4 separate regions of the Mus musculus genome follow, and regions 1, 3 and 4 are each linked to region 2. Evidence: chromatin loops called from intact Hi-C (ENCODE). Cell type or tissue: left cerebral cortex. All regions are shown on one strand. Region 1 has its middle 14 kb from the start of Gm24032. Region 2 overlaps Iqgap2 (IQ motif containing GTPase activating protein 2). Region 3 overlaps Sv2c (synaptic vesicle glycoprotein 2c). Region 4 holds the start of Iqgap2 (IQ motif containing GTPase activating protein 2).

The links. A loop is a pair of places that touch in the nucleus more often than their neighbours do. Peaks named below come from ENCODE experiments on the same cell type or tissue, not always from the same donor. Only the 100,000 strongest peaks of a DNase experiment are listed, where the experiment ranks them.
Region 1: it touches region 2 in a loop (8-fold over the local background); 2 of 42 quality-filtered maps call a loop at or near these places.
Region 3: a loop joins it to region 2, with 9 times the contacts of the local background. A loop is called at or near these places in 2 of 42 quality-filtered maps.
Region 4: a loop joins it to region 2, with 3 times the contacts of the local background. A loop is called at or near these places in 2 of 42 quality-filtered maps.

What each region holds. Positions count from the first base shown.
Region 1 is chr13:95,909,820-95,912,319 of GRCm38, reverse strand. No RefSeq gene overlaps it. Among named protein-coding and RNA genes, the nearest start is that of Gm24032, 14 kb to the right of the region's middle. In left cerebral cortex, no CTCF peak of the experiment used is centred here; DNase peaks (open chromatin) are centred at 1,275, 1,822 and 2,008; H3K27ac peaks cover 2,323 bases.
Region 2 is chr13:95,818,729-95,821,228 of GRCm38, reverse strand. All of the region lies in intron 2 of Iqgap2 (IQ motif containing GTPase activating protein 2), which reads left to right. Among named protein-coding and RNA genes, the nearest start is that of Gm32702, 56 kb to the right of the region's middle. In left cerebral cortex, no CTCF peak of the experiment used is centred here; a DNase peak (open chromatin) is centred at 956; H3K27ac peaks cover 1,630 bases.
Region 3 is chr13:95,958,814-95,961,313 of GRCm38, reverse strand. It overlaps Sv2c (synaptic vesicle glycoprotein 2c), which reads left to right. Exons shown (of 13, transcript NM_029210.1): 13 at 1-1,871. The coding sequence ends at 34. Among named protein-coding and RNA genes, the nearest start is that of Gm24032, 63 kb to the right of the region's middle. In left cerebral cortex, no CTCF peak of the experiment used is centred here; a DNase peak (open chromatin) is centred at 1,182; H3K4me3 peaks cover 433 bases; H3K27ac peaks cover 283 bases.
Region 4 is chr13:95,891,018-95,893,517 of GRCm38, reverse strand. Iqgap2 (IQ motif containing GTPase activating protein 2) reads left to right here and starts at 1,596. Exons shown (of 36, transcript NM_027711.1): 1 at 1,596-1,854. The coding sequence starts at 1,809. In left cerebral cortex, CTCF peaks have their summits at 1,428 (motif pointing right) and 2,150; DNase peaks (open chromatin) are centred at 999, 1,411, 2,158 and 2,498; H3K4me3 peaks cover 1,662 bases; H3K27ac peaks cover 1,267 bases.

The DNA.
Region 1 (2,500 bases), 91 kb before region 2:
ACGGTGGAGAGAACTGCAGCTTGCAGGGTGCTGTGACTTGTCATACTGCTGCCAGAGAATTGCTGCTCCAACCTACCAGGCTTAACCCTGTCCCACCTGATGTCACAGTGTGTCAAGATGGAAGGCACCTGCCCCATTCTGGAGAGAGAAAAGGCTCTATATCTGGGATGGCACCCCCAGGTTGCCTTGTTGGTAGGAGTTTCCGTGGAGCCAGCAAGAAGACATGCGTTTGATACCCAGAACCCGTGTGAGAAGGCCCACAGTGGTGAGGTACATTTGTAGTTCCAGTCCTGGGGAAATGGAGACCGGTCAATCCCTGGGGCTTAATGACCAGCCAGCCTGGCATACTGAGTGAGCTCCTGGCTAATGAGAGACCCTGTTTCAGAAACTAAGGGACAGCTAGCTCTTGAGAACTAACACCTGATGTTGACCTGTGCTGTCCACATACATTTATGCACATATGTGCAAGAGCACTCCCCCCACCACAACAAAATAGTCTCTTGAGACAGACCAGTGCATTTATTTCATATGCAATTTCTAGCTACTCTGCCCTCCTTGTTACTTTGCTAACTTGTTTCGTTGTTGTTTTGTTTTGTTTTTTGCTTGTTTACCTTGCTGGGGATTTGATCCAGTGCCTTGCTTATGGTGGCAAGTGCTTGCCCACTGAGCCATACCTGTAGCCCCTTAAGAGCTTTGTCTGTGTTACATCGCTAATGTTAACAGAACTGGCTTGATGGGGCCAAGGACTTATGCAGGGTCACAGTAGCAAAGCCATTTTACCCAGATTATCTGGTAGAGCATTATCACTAAGATGGATAGCCAGTGCCGGAGGGATGCGGCTCCCAAAGTCACTCTTGGGCTTGGAGGTGTACCCTGAAGGGATGTGTGAAGATGGAAGAGCCAGTGTGCCAGCTCCTGAGTCGATCCTGCCACTCATCCATCCCTCAAGCAAACATCCAGTGCTTTGCTGTGCAGCAAGGCAGCTCAAGACGCTAGAAATCCGATGTAGTCCTGTCTGGACCAAGGCTGGGTGGGTTGCCATTATGCAGAAAATAGACCATTTCAAATGACAAATTCAGAAAGCTTTTCCTGATGGATCTAATTTTATCTTTGTGGTTAAAAACTCCCAGCAGTGGGTTTTGCAAGAAAGATCCTTCCCGCTGCAACCTCTGACCCTTCCTTGACAAACAGTTGTACAGTATTAACCCTTTCCTGGGGCCTTTGAGAACCCACCAGACCTTGCTTCAGTGACACCATATGTCCTTAGCTGATGTGTAGCGGGCACACCACACTTGGTGAAAATCATCTCCGTTATGTAATTTCCCTATAGAATCAAAATCTTCACACTTACGCAGATCATCGATTTTATTTTTGAGCATTGAACTGCATGCTCTGTTTTTCTGTCTCTGCTCCCTTCCGCCCTGTCTCTGTAGGGTGACAGATTGGGTCCGGGATATTTTGAGTTCGGCTGGTCAAATCTCATACTCCTGGAAACACAGGCAACCTAGAGATGTTAGTCAGGGATGCTGTAAGCTGTAAGGGACCAATTTCTTCCACTCTTTTTCCTCCTTCCACTTCTCCTCCCTCCTTTCTCTCTCCCTTCTTTCTCTTTTCTCTCTCCCCGCTCCCCTTTAGTCCCATCCCTTCTCTCCCCCTGCCCCATTAGAGATTATGGTAAAATTTTTCAGAATTCATACAGTAACTTCCGGGTCAACAGAGGACTCTGGGGCGGGGTGTTCAGAGTAAGAATACAGCAGCAGTCCCCGGTGACGTGGGTTGAGCGGGCAAACTGGCAGAGAACTGGTCCCAGAGTTGCAAGATTTCCGCCTGGCAACCTTGTCCCTGCCCCCCCTCCAGCTTTGTTTGACCTTGAAGCAGTACCTGCAGGGCAAAGGAAGAGTTGGATGTTTCCCGAAGCAGCGCCAGGCATTTGGCCAGCCTGGAGCTCTATTGATTTCCCCTGGTGACTCTGGTAGTCTCCTCACATGCTAGAGAACCAGTCATGGCTGGCCAGGCCCTGGAAGGAGGCCTGGTGAAGCCTTACGTCCTGAGGGCAATTTATCAGAAGTGAATGCCAGGTAGGAAAACGACCTCTGACTTTGGGGTATGAACACTCCCATCACTCCAACAAGTACTGGTTGGAATTTGGGGCTTGTCTCACCCTCGAGAAGTGACAGGGACATCCTCAGGTTGACCTTGCTGGCAAACACAAATTCATTGAAAGCCAAAAATCTCCTTCAGTCTGGTTCTTTCTCCTCCCTCCCTCCTTCCCTCCCTCCCTCCCTCCCTCCCTCCCTCCCTCCCTTCCTGCCTCCCTCCCTCTCTGCCTTCCTTCCTAGTTTGCCTTGAATTTAATCCTCCTGCTTCAGCGTCCTGGGTGCTGGGATTCCAAATGAGCACCAGCACACCCAGCCCCACATTACCTAAAAGCTCTCAGAAAACTCCGAGTAAATGAGCACACACGGCCTGGTGGTCGCTCCAGCACTGGATTAAGTAGGTG
Region 2 (2,500 bases):
GCCCCGAAATGCACTGAAGCGGTTTAGAAAAGCCCTCTGGGATCGCAGGGGTCATAGCCATGCCCACTCTCACTGATTACATTGCCTCTGTTATCCATCAGTTTTTCTTGACCTTTATAAAGCTCAAAAGCTCGTCATTTTGTGTGTCCTTCCTCTTCTCGCTACCGAGCCTGCGAGATCCACCCCTGTTGTTGCAGGAATCGTATAGTAGTCTACTGTTTACTGTCACTGGCCTTCTGAGCAGTGCCGGGACTGGAACCTGGGACCTTCTGCCTGTCAAGCATGCTGCACTACTGAGGAACAATTTTTCCTGGCCTTCCTTCTTTTATGTTATTTCCCCCCCTCTTCTTTTTGATCCTGAATGACATGACAGGTCAAAATTCCAAAGTGATTTTGGTTGACTTGTGTTGTTTCCGGTCATGTGAGGCTATTATAAGTTGTATGTGGTAAGTGCTCGCATGTTTACCTGTGCTTGTGCATGTGTGTCAGGGAGGGATTGAACCCAGGCCTACATCCTAGTAGGCAGGCCCTTGTCCCATGGAGCTATAAGTCCAATACGTAAAACTTTCATCAAGAAAGAAACCCATGTAGTCTTGTTTTCTGGACCCTACTCCTGTGTTTGTGGCTGTTTCTTAGACTGAGAGGTAGCCTTTTGTAGGAAAGTGGTTTTTTTTTTGCTGGTTAAGATGACCTTTCGCCGCCTTTCTCCCCTTCCTCTCCTTCCTCTCCTGTGTGTATGTTTTGAAAGAATAGTTTTCCTTGAGAAATTTTGAATTAATTAAGCTATGGTTTTCATAAGAATCATCCTGGCTCTCATCTCTCCTTTCCCTGTCACCCCCACGGCCACATGCGCTCGGTGTACACACCACACGCTTGCTCGGCTCTGCACCACCCACCTTCCAGATGAGTCACACTGAAGTGGGGTTTGCTAATCCGGTAGCGGGGGACATTTCTCTGCTCCTGACACACACTTGGGGAGAGGAGAGTCCTGTAGGCAGCCCACTTGATGTTTTCAATGGATGCTTCCGACTGGAGGGCTGGGTGGAAATCTCCAGTCAGGCTAGGCAGTGGTTTCCATTCAAATGGAATTTACCTTATGCAGCCTCTCAGCTCCTTGGCTTCCCTGGAGAAAGACTCAGCGGAGCCTGCCAGCATTGGAAAGAACTGATTTTTAGTGTGCAGCAAGATTGAAGATGATTCACTAAGACAAATCAGGCCCACTGCTGAAGTAGCTCACAATATAAGCCCGTCTGGGCATTTGCACAGAGAAGGGTGACCGGTGGCTTGTGGAAGGTGACTTTGTAGCTGTGTGATGTCCCTGAGTAGCCATCACCAGTTTTCCGGTTTCCCCTCATCTACCACTAATCCTCCTAAAGTGATCCACAAGTAATGCCTTCAATGTAAAAATAACGTGTTTGCAGTGCCTCCAGAGAATACTGGGACTGGTGGGTCCTGGGGTAGGCAGAGAAGGAGAGAAAGATCTGATATGATTGCATAAAACCTTAAAGTACCTCTGAAATGAGGCAGCCTGGTCAAGATGAGGCCTAAGGCAGAACTGTGGTCTTAGACAAAGCCGTTCTTCTTGCTGCTGTTACCGCAAGTGGTAGTGATGTCCTTTCTCAGGTTGTCAGCTGATTACTACTGAACACTCACGTTGACTTTCAAACACAACAGTTCCGTTGTAAAACTACCATGGCATCTGCGTGGTAGCATATCTTTAAGGAAACCAATTTACATGAGGGTGGTAGTACCACAGGCCAAGTACTCTTAGACATCTTGCTTTTGATATACAAGTTTGAAGGTATATTTCTTAGCACCTCTGAAGAGGAAGTCCTGTAAAATGAGGATTCTGTTTAAACTATGTCGCCTTAGAGATTCCTACAATTTCTTTGTTTAAGACCTTGAGTTTATCGCTTGGAAACTTTCGGTGACATGCTTGCATGTTTACACAAGAACAAGCATGAATAGTGTGTCCTTTCAAATGGCCTCATCTTGTCTCTTTTATTCCTGGAAGGCAGGTTTCTCCTTGGGTCTTGTCCTTGCTGTGGTGTATGTCATGGCCATGTGGTCATGGGAGGCCAATTGGTGTCATTGTGGCTGCTTCTGGTACGGCTCCTCCCTAACTGCATGTGTGTGCTCATTCTCTGCTAAGTCGTGAGCAGGTGGTACTCATGTATTTAGGAATCAGTGTATTACATGTATATGCATATGTGTGGCCAGGAATTTGAGGGAGAGCCAGAGGGTGCATGGGAGGGGTTGGAAGGAGGAGAGAGAAAGAGGAAAATGATATAATTTTAATTTCAAAATTTTAAAATTCTTGTAAAAAGAAATGGACTTGACAATTCCAATAAAATAAAACAAAAAAAGAGGGAAGAAATGAGACATCTCATTATAATAAATATGATTTTAAAATGAGGATGCTTTTGTTCTCAGACTAAATGAAAATACGGAGCAACGCAACGGTATGGGCTGGTCTGTGATTTGTGCCAAGCAGAGCTGG
Region 3 (2,500 bases), 140 kb before region 2:
CCTGCCCGACACACGAACCCAGGTTCTGATGTGACGTGACAAAAGCCATTCCCTTCCTCCCACCGTGGGTCGGTCGTATTGCCTGACTCAAAGCTTCAGAGTTTTAATGTATAGAAAGGTGGCCAAGTATCAGAACACAAACTTTTGCTGTGATGTAACGTGTAGCTGCGTATTGTCTTACCCCGCCAGTGTGATTTGCAGGGTTTCCCGCCCCCCCTCCCCCCGTGCACTGTTAGCTTTTCCTAACTGTGATGTTCCTGCTTCTCAGTGCCCAGTGGAAGTGTTCCTAAAATGTCTCAGTTGACCAGGCTTCCCCAAGGACTACATTCACCAAGAATCTAAAAAGTCTGTGCTGGTGTAAGAAATAGACCCTGCTGGCGACGCTCTACTAACAGGAAGTTTAAATTGGCATAATTTTGTGCTGAGGAAAGGGATTTCTTTTTCTTCTTTTTTCTTTCTCTCTTTCTTTCTCTCTCTTTCTTTCTTTCTTTCTTTCTTTCTTTCTTTCTTTCTTTCTTTCTTTCTTTCTTTCTTTCTTTCTTTCTTTCTTTCTTTCTTTCTTTCTTTCTTTCTTTCTTTTTCTCATACCGAGTGATACTTCCTGTTTTCTTAGAAAAAAGACAGCCTGCCAGCCACTCTAGCTGTTACAGCAGGGGGTTTCAAGACAATTGTGTGACACCAAGCACTTCTGGGCGGGGCTCTTTTGGGCAGGATGATTAGGGTGGTTTTGTTAACAAGAAAAGTTTAAAGTCTATCCCCACTTGGCAACGAAACCCTACCTGAGCAGCACAAGGCAGATTTTTAGATAGAAATTGGAATTCACAACCAAAGCCATTTGGGAAACACAGACGGGAGCCTCTCTTGTACGGTCCCTTGCGGGTCAACACCACCCACCCTCCTTTGATCAACTGTCCACTGTTACATTTTTAGCCCAAATCTCCACATCAGGTCATGTCCCTCCAGTGTCCCCAGGCTGTGGGCTCCTAGCCTTGTCTCTGGACAGTTTTTGAGCCTGCCTGCTCTCCCCAGCAACCCTCCGGCAGGCAGGACAGCATTTCCTGGTGGGTGAATATCTGTTTTACCTCTGGAATCTTCCTGAGCATGGAAGGAGGGAGGGGTCAGCAGGACGTTCCCACGGGCCAGCTGTCAGCTAAAGGACCTTCGAGTCTCTTGCCCGGTGCCCCTCCCCCAGGCCCATCCTTTTACGCGTCTTTGAAATCTGAAGCCTCCTTGTAGATTTGCAGCCTGTGATAGCAACCATCGTAAGGCCTGTGTTTAAACAGCATTCTTTGTTTAACTGCCTCTGTCTTGTTGGAGGGGGAATCCTCTTTGCTTATTTTACGCTTTTCTTGCATGACCACAGCCCCGGGCCTTCCAGAAAAAAGGAAACTTCTGTTCCCAAGAATCTGTTCAGAGATGGCCCTGCTCCCTGGAGTCCCCTCTGCCTTGCCTCCCTTCCCCTCACATGTTCCCTGATCCCTCCTGGAGCTGAAATTCTGTGAAAAGCTCTTTGATTAACATAAACCATTAATCCACTGCCCCCATTAAGTAATGCAGGCGTGGTGGAGGGGGCAGCCTTGAGTTAAGATGGGAAGCTGCAGAGAGAAAGTGGTTCCCTGCAGATAACCTGAGTACTCAGAGCCTGGACATCCAGGCTATGAGAGCCAGAGCTGCAGAGCTGACCAGGGAATCTTCGAAGCATCATTGATTGATTTGAAAGACACCAATGAGGCAGGGCCAGAACAGAACTCGCTTCTGTTTCTCATCCCTGGGAAACAAATCTGTGTTTCAAAAACCTAAGGAGTATCTATTTTTTTTTCCATGCAGGCTCATTTCTCTCTCCTATTTGCACCATGGTTGTTTTCTTTTTGAAAAAAACATGTTTGAGGCCCAGAGCAGACCTTTTGGTTGAATGTGGCATGCAACAAAATTGCTGCAAAAGTAAGATATGAATCCCTATCTTCCCATTCAAAACAAACAAACAAACAAACAAACAAGCAAACAAACCATACAAATCAAAGGCATTGCTTTCTCTACTCTGGCCTGCTGTGGTAGTGATCTTACTGGATAGTCTTTACTCTCAAATTGTCTCTGCTCCCTGATTTAGCTACAAGTACATTCCAAACTGCAAGACACAGTCATTCAGAATTTTATCTGGACACTGGGTTGGGCCAGCATGGGATGACCCAACAGAACCCTTCTTTATAAGACCATCTGTCCCCTTCAGAAAAACCATTTCTGTCAACTACCCCAAGCTTCCCAGGTGGCCCAAGAGGGATCTCTTCTATAACCTCCTGGACAATCAGTGGTCACAAGCCTTCTTGGTTGCCGTCTTGCCCACTCCCCACACATTTCCCTCAGCCTCTTCACTGTGTGTAACCTTTCCTTTCCACGACAGGGTTCTTGTTGCTTCTCAAATACATGCTGTGGCTTGTTCAGGTATAATTAGAGGTTAAGATCCAACCATGAGATTCGACAGAAGCCCCAGTTATGAGTGTCA
Region 4 (2,500 bases), 72 kb before region 2:
TGCCTGTCTCTTAGGATAGGATGTTCTCCACCCAACTCTTGCCTATTTTCAAACTCCACCTGACACCACACTTTGAAATCATACCACCTTCTCAGGCCATTGTGGTTTACAGCGATTTCCTCCCACCTCTCCTCACATAGACCATCTACTTCTTGAGGCCCTGCATCCTGGTGTTCATCCTGAGAACTGATGTGTGAGGAGTTCATCTTTGATGCACAGAATACGCAGTGCGTTTTAGAGTCCAACATGGCGTCTCTGAGACATGGAAGAAGCCTGGCTGACAGGCTGGTCACAGGATGAGTATTGCTGACCTGTGGCCATAGCATTAGAAGCATCTACTTTTGTGGGGAGGAAAATCCCTTTCATCCCATTCCAACAGGGTGAGAATCCAATGTCTCTAGGGGTGGGGGTGGGGAATCCTCTCGCTCTCATCTGATGAGACTTCCCTCTTCCTGTGCACCTAACTCATAGGCTGGCACAACTTCAGCTTCACTGACCACTTGTGAGAAACGCAAGTTCATGAGCCTCAACTCAGACCAACGGAACTGGAGGCGGGGCGGGGTCCAAGAGTCTGAATTTCAAGTTTCAAGAGTTCATTGTGTCTCCCAGAAAGCAGCTGGCTGCTCTCTGTAGATTTGCTTAATTAAAGGTGACTAGTGTCGCTAGACCACCTTTCTTCGGCTAAATCATCTCTTATGACCCTCTCTTTTGATGATTTTTTTTCAGTCATGTGATCACCCACATGCCCCACGTTTGTGAAAAAGCAGTGGCCCATGTTTGGGGGGGGGGGGCTCCCACATTCCTCCAGGCTCCAAGCAACCGCATGAAAACCGTGCTTTTAAAACAGCTACTTGTGGTTTCTGTCTCAAAAGCTGAGCCGGAAAGGGGTTTGTGGTTGTGCGACCCCGGCTGGGCCTGAGCGACAGTTTTGCACATTGGGGGCGGGCTGGCAGAGGGGTGGGCGGATGACTGGCAGTTGTGTTCTGAGTGTTGTTTGGAGGCTGTTAATCTTGCTCCTGCAGCCCGCGCACGAGCTCACCCTTACCGTTTCTTGTCAAGAAAGGGGAATCCTGTGTCTCGTAAGCCAAAAGTCATAAACAACTTTCGTTTATACCCCTAAATGCGAGAAGCAGGCGCTCGCGGGGCTCGGGGGTGGGGTGGGGAGGTGAGTGTGTGAGGGTTGTCCCCGTGCAATCTCTCTAGAGGAAAAGGAACTGCAATGTTTGTCTCTCAGTCACTGAGCAACACCCAGGCGAACTGGGTGCCTGTGGTCTGCTGTGGTTTTTCTTGCTCTTCCCTGCGCTGGTTCACTTCCACCCTCCGGATGCTCCAAGTCGCCCTCCATCTGTGCGCTGGGCTCCAGCTGCAGGGGTCCAGGGTGCCTCTCAGCCCCTTCCTCTCGCGGGAGGCGGGTCCTCGCAACCGGGCGCTGCGCTGTGCGGCCAGTAGGGGTCGCTGCACGGCGGCGCGCTCCCACCGCGGTGAATAACGGGGCCGGGCGGGAGGAGAAAGGAAACCTGCTGGGGGAGGCGGTACGGCCCGCGGGCGGGCGGGCGGGCGGGCGGGCGAACGAGCGAGCGAGCGAGGGAGGAGATAGTTCACTTTTGCCCCGGTGTCAGCGAGACGCGGCCGCCGCAGGCGCGAGTGAAGGAGCACCGAGGGAGCGGAGCGGTCAGCTCCGAGAAGCCGGGCGAGGGCAGCCCAGAGGTGGGATCGGAGCGCGCCCGCCGGGCGCGGAGCCCGCGAGCCTGGCCAGCGAGGGAAACCACGGGGGGCGCTCCCCGGGAGGGCCCCCAGAGCAGCGCAGGATGCCGCACGAAGAGCTGCCGTCGTTGCAACGGCCCCGCTACGGCTGTGAGTGTTCGGGCTCCCGTTGATCTCGGGGCGCCCCTCTCCCTGGGACGGCGTTGGGGAGGCCGAGGGGCTTGAGGGCGCGCTGCGGAGGGCAGCGGCTGGCAAAGTTGAGAATTGGAATTGCAAAGGAGCAGGGCGCGGATTTCCAAGCCCCTTTCTTCCAAATTCCTAATTGCAGCTTCCAGCTAAGTCCCTCCACCTCGCAAGCCTCAGCAGCTCTGGTGCAGATCAGGTTGTGGTTTAGGGGTATCAGGTGAGGAGCCCGCCTTGCTTTGGGCGCTGCCGGCTCGAGCCAGAGGGTGGCGTAGGGGATCCGATGCTTCCCACCCAAAAGGGGCGGAAAGTTTGTTTGCTGTCGCTACAGGTGGGCAGCGCAGCTCCTGTGCCCGCGCGCTCTGCGAGAGGTGAAGGCACTTTCCTGGAAGGGCAGGCTTCTCCTACTAGTCTCTTTTGGGCCTCACCTGAGCAGCTAGAGCCACTTAGGCCCCACAGGTGTGAGGCCCTTCCAGCCAAGGCCTCCAGGGACACGTACCGCCCCCAGCCACTTTCCCGGTGGCTCTCCCCGCCCCCGATCTCCTGCGCGGGAGGATTTCTGTAAGGACAGACTCTGAGCCGGTCTGATTGAAAGTGACGGTGTCGGTTACCC